2 separate regions of the Homo sapiens genome follow, and region 1 is linked to region 2. A link is a contact called in ENCODE Hi-C or POLR2A ChIA-PET data. All regions are on one chromosome and are shown on one strand. The core of a region is the stretch at or near the end of the contact, and the rest is flanking DNA. Distances in the headings are between cores, read along the strand shown. Region 1 holds the start of GPAT3 (glycerol-3-phosphate acyltransferase 3). Region 2 has its middle 68 kb from the start of COQ2.

Evidence for each region. A loop is a pair of places that touch in the nucleus more often than their neighbours do. ChIA-PET counts read pairs that join two places held with the same protein, here RNA polymerase II (POLR2A). Pooled maps may share reads with other maps.
Region 1: a pooled map shows a loop between it and region 2 (8-fold over the local background). The contact joins the promoter of GPAT3 here to the enhancer-like site in region 2. A Hi-C loop is called at or near these places in 7 of 50 pooled maps. POLR2A ChIA-PET finds 5 or more read pairs at or near these places in 2 of 52 experiments (MCF 10A and activated CD4-positive, alpha-beta T cell).

The regions. Positions count from the first base shown.
Region 1 is chr4:83,533,815-83,537,607 of GRCh38, forward strand. GPAT3 (glycerol-3-phosphate acyltransferase 3) reads left to right here and starts at 2,294. Exons shown (of 12, transcript NM_032717.5): 1 at 2,294-2,949. The coding sequence starts at 2,809.
Region 2 is chr4:83,215,008-83,218,583 of GRCh38, forward strand. No RefSeq gene overlaps it. Among named protein-coding and RNA genes, the nearest start is that of COQ2, 68 kb to the right of the region's middle. RefSeq lists an enhancer at 2,001-2,070. Within about 2 kb of position 2,129, at least 14 of the 41 ENCODE cell types and tissues checked have a DNase peak (open chromatin) inside an H3K27ac peak, as active enhancers do.

The sequences.
Region 1 (3,793 bases), core at 1,044-3,543, 320 kb after region 2:
CATCCCTAGGAAACAAATACAGTAAGTAAAGGGGGTCTTGACTTCAGGGACGGAGAAAGTAGGTTCCTACCTAGGTTTAAGTCTCAAGGAATGGAGGAGGGAGGAGAGGTGAGGAGAGTGAAAGAGAGACAAGGAGAGCGGCAAGTCGGGACCAACTTTCCCCGACTTGAGACAGGGTCAGGATCACCCTACATTTCTTCTCTTCCCTCACCCTCCTCCATCACTGCAAAGATGAGCCTTTGTTACCCTGGGGAGCCTGTGTTGGCTCTCCTGCCTTTTAGGCAAGAAAAAGATGAAGAGTTTTTGCCCTTGCACCAGGCTGCCTGCTGATCTCTGCATAGAGCTTTGTCATTTACCATGCAGTTTCATGCTCACAATCACTTTCAACCCTGAGAAGAACCCATCTTCCTGATGAGAAAGGTGAAGCACAGAAGCACTTGCTCAAACTTATATGTGTTCGTGCTGCTCTCAATCGAAGACTCCAAATTCCATTTTATTACCATTGCACCATACAGCTGTGGACGAATAATTCTTCCGTAACAGTTAAAACAAAACCAAACCAAAACCATTTTGTGGAGTTTGTTCATGAGCACCAAAAATCACTGGAGAGTGTGTGCACTCAGCACACGCAAAGTTGTGTGTATTATCTCCCTTGTGGGGTAAACTTTGGTACAAGGATTTAGCCTTCCTTAGTTATCTTGGTTTGAGGAAATAAAAGGAAAATAAGAGTTTTGCCTGAACATATGGTGTTAAATATGCCAATATAATATTTGAAGTTTTGCACTCAATATATATAGTGTTTGAAAGCAAGGACTTTGGGCAGCTTTCGGTAGTTGCGTTTTCCGTGTTTTTCTAAACTAGCCAACCTTACAGAGGTTTAATTTTGAGAAACCAAGCTCCTAACACTTCTTCATTCATAACCCTTTTTTTTTTTTTTTAGACTGAGTCTCACTCTGTCTCCCAGGCTGCAGTGCAGTGGCACGATCTCGGCTCACTGCAACCTCCTCCTCCCGGGTTCAAGTGATTCTCCTGCCTCAGCCTCCTGAGTAGCTGGGACTACAGGCGTGCGACACCACGCGGGGCTAATTTTTTTGTATTTTTAGTAGAGACGGGGGTTTCGCCATGTTGGCCAGGCTGGTGTTGAACTCCTAACCTCAGATGATCTGCCCGCCTCGCCTCCCAGAGTGCTGGGATTACAGGCGTGAGCCACCGCGCCCGGTCCATAACCTGGTTTTAATCATCAAGTTATAATTTTTTCCGTTCTTAGTGTGGGAGGGGGCTTGTGACAGCTACCTGGCAGTAAGTACTTAAGGCAGACATCTACATTCTTTACAGAGGGGCTTGTCACTTCGTTGGCTCCCCACTTCCTCCACACCCTGGGCAGGGACCATTTTCTCTGCAATATTTGCTATCAGCGCTGTTTCAATTCAGTTTGCTGGCCCTCTCAGTTTTTTTCCAGCTTGAAACAACACCTGAAAAGTACCTGTAAGAGATTTTGGTCGAATTCAGCGGCAATCTGGAAAATCCCTTCTCAAAATCCCTTCTGCTCATTCTTAAAAATAGTTCTGGTCTCTAAGAGAACAGCAATGTAGTAAATAACATACAGGGTTTTGCCCTTCGTTGCTCTGATAAGGGCTGGCGCGGTAGAAGCGCGGAGCCTGAACACCCAGGAGACACCTGTCAGCTTGGTGAATGAAGGCTTGCGCCGGCCTGGCATTTCTGCTACGCCTAAGCGCGGATAGTATTGGCTGAATGGTAGGGGAAGGTGTGGTTGGAATCTTCCCCCAGAAAGGGAGTGACAGATACTTAGCCGCAGGGTTTCTGTGCCAGGGAGATGGCGGCTCAGTGGGCTAGGCAACGCGTGGAGAGAGCTTCCTACTCTCGGGATAAGCAAGATTGAGCCCCACAGCTGTAGGCCATGTGGGGAAGGAGGTGTGGAAGCCAGAAGCGGCGTACACGGCTGCGTGGTGCGCTCTGCGTTTTCCTGTCCTTGGAAGCCCTTTCCAAGAGTTCGTTTTACACCCACACAAACAAGACCTCAAGCGTCCCAGATACGTCAGCAGTTCATTCTGCGGGTGAAGAAAATATTGACATTTTTCAGATGAAAACTCTCCTCCTGAAAGGACCTTTGCTGAGTGCTGGGGGAGGCGGGGCGCGGGGAAGAACGGAGACCGCCCAGGAGGCTGCGGCACTCCTGGGCTAAGTACTGCCAGGGAGCTCCCCCGTTGGGTGACGGAGGAGGTGGGGCGAGGGCAGCGCGCAGAAATAGGGCGCTGGGCGCCCGAGCGCAGCCAGCTTCCAGCACAGCCCGCGGCCCGGTGCCAGCTCCGCCGGCGACCGGTGTGCCAAAGTGCGGTGCTCCCGCAGGGAACCTGGCTCGGGGAGGGCCTCCGTGAGTCATCTGCTGAGTTGTCGCAATCGCCACCCAGAGGAAATCAGGCACCGGGCGGGGCGGGTTCCTGGCTGCGCTCGCGCGCTCTGCCCGCGCCGCGGTGTGCCTCCGCTTACCCGCAGCTCCGACCACTGGCTCGCGCTACCCAGGTCTCCGCACGCCGCGGTGGCTTCAGCCCAGACCTGGGCAGCCAGCGGAGAAAGAGTTAACTGGCAGGGGCGAGGAGGAGCCCAGGGAGGAAGGAAGGATATTGCCGTAATTCTGAAAGTTTTTTTCCTTCCTCTCTTCCCTTCGCAGAGGTGAGTGCCGGGCTCGGCGCTCTGCTCCTGGAGCTCCCGCGGGACTGCCTGGGGACAGGGACTGCTGTGGCGCTCGGCCCTCCACTGCGGACCTCTCCTGAGTGGGTGCGCCGAGTCATGGAGGGCGCAGAGCTGGCCGGGAAGATCCTTTCCACCTGGCTGACGCTGGTTCTCGGCTTCATCCTTTTACCTTCGGTCTTCGGAGTGTCTCTGGGCATCTCCGAGATCTACATGAAGATCCTAGTGAAAACTTTAGAGGTGAGTGCCGGGAGGGATGCAGCCAGCCCCACACCGCTGCGGGCTGAGAACCCGGGGGTCCAGTTCTCAAGGTCAGTGGTCGCGAGTCAGGGGTGTGTGTGCGCGCGTGTGCATGCGTGCGTGCATTTCTGTTCCTTGCCCGCAGCAGTGCGAAAGTCAGCATCTCGGCTTCTTTCGCGGAGCTGGAGGGATCTAGGCTGGAACCACTGGACCACTCTGTTGTTTCTCTGGTCGAAGGCGAAAAAATCATTCCACTCCCTGAGCATCGTTATTATTTTACTGATTAGAATAACAACAATGCGACCAACTTTTTGTATCAGAGGATTTGCTTATATCCATTATGCAGTGCAGTTTCCGCTTCACCCGCTTGTTTTTACAGCCCCAGGTTTCAGAGGTCCTTTTGTGTACTAAGGCATCCAGTTCAGAAAGGCATCATGTTCTTCTTTATGCCCAAGATAAGAGACCAATTGCTGGATGGCAGAAAGAAATCTTATTTTATTTTAGTGGAGTCATGGAAATTTTATCTAACCAACAGCACTTGAAATGCCATTGAAAAGGTATATATTCTTTGACCTCAGGTCTCCCTACCCTCCTGTTTCCAAATCCTGCAAAGAAAAATGTTAGATGGAAGTAGGCCTGGTAGAGAACAACTGCAGCTTACTCTTAGGGTTTTATTAAGTGTCAAAAGGCTGGGTAGGGTAGGGAGGGCAAGTGCCAACCCCCTTTTACAGAGAGGGAAACTGAGAGTCAGAGATCAGTGGTTTCTTTGAATTAAGTGTTAGAAGCAGGAGTCTTTTTTTAAAAAAAAATTTAATTATATGTATAATATGTGTGTGTGTGTGTG
Region 2 (3,576 bases), core at 879-3,378:
CACTCTCTTTCTCCTCCTCTTGAATGAGGGAAGACAGTGATTTCTGAGGAAGGGTTAGGTAGAGGAAGTGTTAAGCAGACCAGAGGGACACTTGACCACTCAGCACTAGAAAACTCTGAAGCCTGCCAGGTTTTTGGTGGGCCTCTCTCCACACCGTCTCTTCACCCATAGCTGGCTTTTTCTGAGAACAGGTACAGGAGCAGGTACAGACTCAGCTCAGAAATGGAAGGAAATTATCTTGACATAATAAAGGCTATAGCTAATAATCATACCCAGCGGTGAAAAACTGAAGGCTTTCTTTCAAGATCAGAAACAAGACAAGAATGTCCATTTTCTACATTTCTACTCAACATACTATGGGTAGTACTAGCCCAAACAATTAGGTAAGAAAAAGAAATAAAAGGCACTCAAATTAGAAAGGAAGAAAAAAATTATATATGTTTGCAAATAATATAATCTTATTTGTAGAAAATCTGAAATATTCCAGAAAAATAAAAAACTGTTAGAACTAATACATTTAGCAAAGTTGGAGGATACAAATTCAGCGCACAAAAATCAGTTGCATTTTTAAAGACTGACAATGAGTAATCTGAAAAAAGTTAATAAAACAATCCCATTTACAACAGCATCAAATAAATAAAATACTTATCCAAGAAAGTGAAAGGCATATAGTAAACTGTAAAACATTGCTAAATGAAATTAAATAAGACACAAACAGAAAGACATCTCATGTTCAGGGATTGGAAGCATTAAAATATCCATACTACACAAAGCAATATACAGATCCAATGCAATGCTTATCAAAGATTCCAATGTCATTGTTTATAGAAATAGAAAAAAAATACTAAAATCCATATAGAATCTCAAAAATAGCCAAAACATCTTGAGAAAGGAAAACAAGGCTGGAAGCCTCACACTTCCTGATTTTAAAGCATTACAGAGGTAGGGTAATTAAAACAGAATGTCACTGACATAAAGACAGACATATAGACCAATGGTACAGAATAAGGAGCCCAGAAATAAACTCTCATGTATATCATCAAATGATCTTTGACAAGAGTGTCAAGACAACACAATGGGGAAAGGATAGTTTCTCAACAAATGGAATTGGGAAAACCGGATATCCACCTGCAAAAGAATGAAATTGGACTCTTGACTGTACAAAAATTAACTGAAAATGTATTAAAGACCTAAATGTAAGACCTGAAGCTATAAAACTCTTAGGAGAAAATATAGGAGGAAATCTTCATGACATTGGATTTGGCAATGATGTCTAGTGTATGACACAAAAGCACAGGTGACAAAAGCAAAAATAGCAAGTGGGACTGCAAAAACTTCTGTGCAGGAAAGGAAACAATCAACAGAGTGGAAAGGCAACCTGCAGAATGGGAGCAAATATCTGTAAACCATAGATCTGATAAGGAGTTAATATCCAGAATATATAAAGAACTCCTACAACTCAACCACATAAAAATAAATAATTCGATTAAAAAATAGGCAGGCTGGGTACAGTGGCTCATGCCTGTAATCCCAGCACTTTGGGAGGTGGAGGCAGGCGGATCACCTGAGGTCAGGAGTTCGAGACCAGCCTGACCAACATGGAGAAACCCCGTCTCTACTAACAATACAAAATTAGCTGGGTGTGGTGGCGCATGCCTGTAATCCTAGCTACTCAGGAGGCTGAGGCGGGAGAATCGCTTGAACTCAGGAGGCAGAGGTTACAGTGAGCTGAGATTGTGCCATTGCACTCCAGCCTGGGCAACAAGAGTGAAACTCCGTCTCAAAAAAAAAAAAAAAAACCAAAAAAACAAATTAATTGCAGCTTTTGCCATTTTTTTTTAAATATGGAAACCACAATTACTTTTGCAGCAATCTAATAAAGTAGTCAAACTCCTAGAAACAGAAAGTGAATGGTGGTTAACAGGGGCTGGGGGAGAGGGGAATAGGAAGTTCTTTAATAGGTGTTTCTGTATGGGAAGATTAAAAAGTTCTGGAGATAGACCATGGTGATGATAGCACAACATGTGAATGTACTTACTGCCACTGAATGGTGCACTTAAAAATGGTTAAGATGGGTCCTGGGCAGGGTGGCCCACTCCAAGGCCTGGGTGCAGTGGGAGGGTCCTGACGTGGTGTCCCTAGAGGCCCTCCCTGCCCCTTTCTCCCCCTGAAAGGCGTGTGTCCCCTCTCTGTACCTCGCTGGAAGCCCAGCCGCTGGCGCAGCACGTGTTCCTGGCATACCAGGCTCACGTGCATGTTAGTGAGCCACAAGATGCAGGGATGGAGAAGAAAGCCTTCGCCTACCAGTAGCTGCCTGCTAGGCACCAGGGGATGGGCTGATTTGCTCCAGAATGAATCCACATCAGGAATAGCAGTTACAATTGAGGCCGCCACCTGATTAAGTCTGTAGTAATCTCTCATTCTCCAGATCTGCCTGTCTTCTGCAAAGGCCAAACAGGCCAAGTGAGGACACCTTGAGATGGTGGACCCCCGCCAGCTGGGAAGAGGACCCTCACCTGACCATGCTGATGCTCTGATTGCAGACTTCCAACCTCCAGAACTGTGAGAAAATAAATATTTGTTGCTTAAACCACACACAAAATGGGCTAAGATGGTGAATTTTATGTATATTTTCCCACAGATACACACATACACACAAGATATACTTGAACAACACCCGCGGGGATTCTGATTAATCTGGGGCTTGGGAAAATGCATTTCAAATATGCGACTGAGGTGGTTTTGATAGGGGTAAACAAGAAGTGAAAGAAACAGGAAGATGAACTGTTACCCGTAATGTGAGAAACCTATGAGGAAGCTGAACCACCCTGTGGGGTTCTGTCACTGGGAGTGACTTCCTGGTGTTCTGCTGAGCTACTCATTTTTCACTGTTTTGGTTATTGAGGTTGAACTGCTTGAATGAAAGGTGCGATACTGGGCTCTGGGTGGGGAGAGCAAAATCTGTTAATCTCAGGGGAGATGATCAAATACAAGAAGTGCAGAACTGAAGCTCTCAAAGGGACCTTGGTAACTTCTAGCAGCTCAGCTCTCCACTTCCTCCTCTGTGCAGTGGGAAAATGAAGCCCAGTTTACGTGTTGTTATTATAGAGACCAAATGAGATAAAAGGTGTGAAAGTGTTTTTTACTTTTTAATCAATTACTCAGTTTACTCATAGGGTGAGTGCTTAAATATGGGCTCCATAAAGGGTCAGGGCAAAAGTTCTCAACCCCGAGTACATATTAACATTACTTGAGGAGCTTTGAAAAATACCCAGATTGACCTCCTCCCCTCCACGATTCTCAGTCCACTGGTCTGGGGAGGGCACCGAGTTTGGGCATTTTTTAAAAATCTCTCAGGTTTTTCTACTGGCAGCCAGGCTTGAGCACTACCCCTCTATTAGTGGTGAATTCTAAGTGGTAAAACGGGAAAGGCTTAATCAAGAAGGACTTGTTTGAGCTAGACCTTATGTAAGATTTGAGGAATAATATTTTGGGACTAGGTAGTATATATACACACTATAAAATTTAGAAGTCTAAAAGGATTTATCATGAAAAGTGTATCTTCTCTGTCCTTCT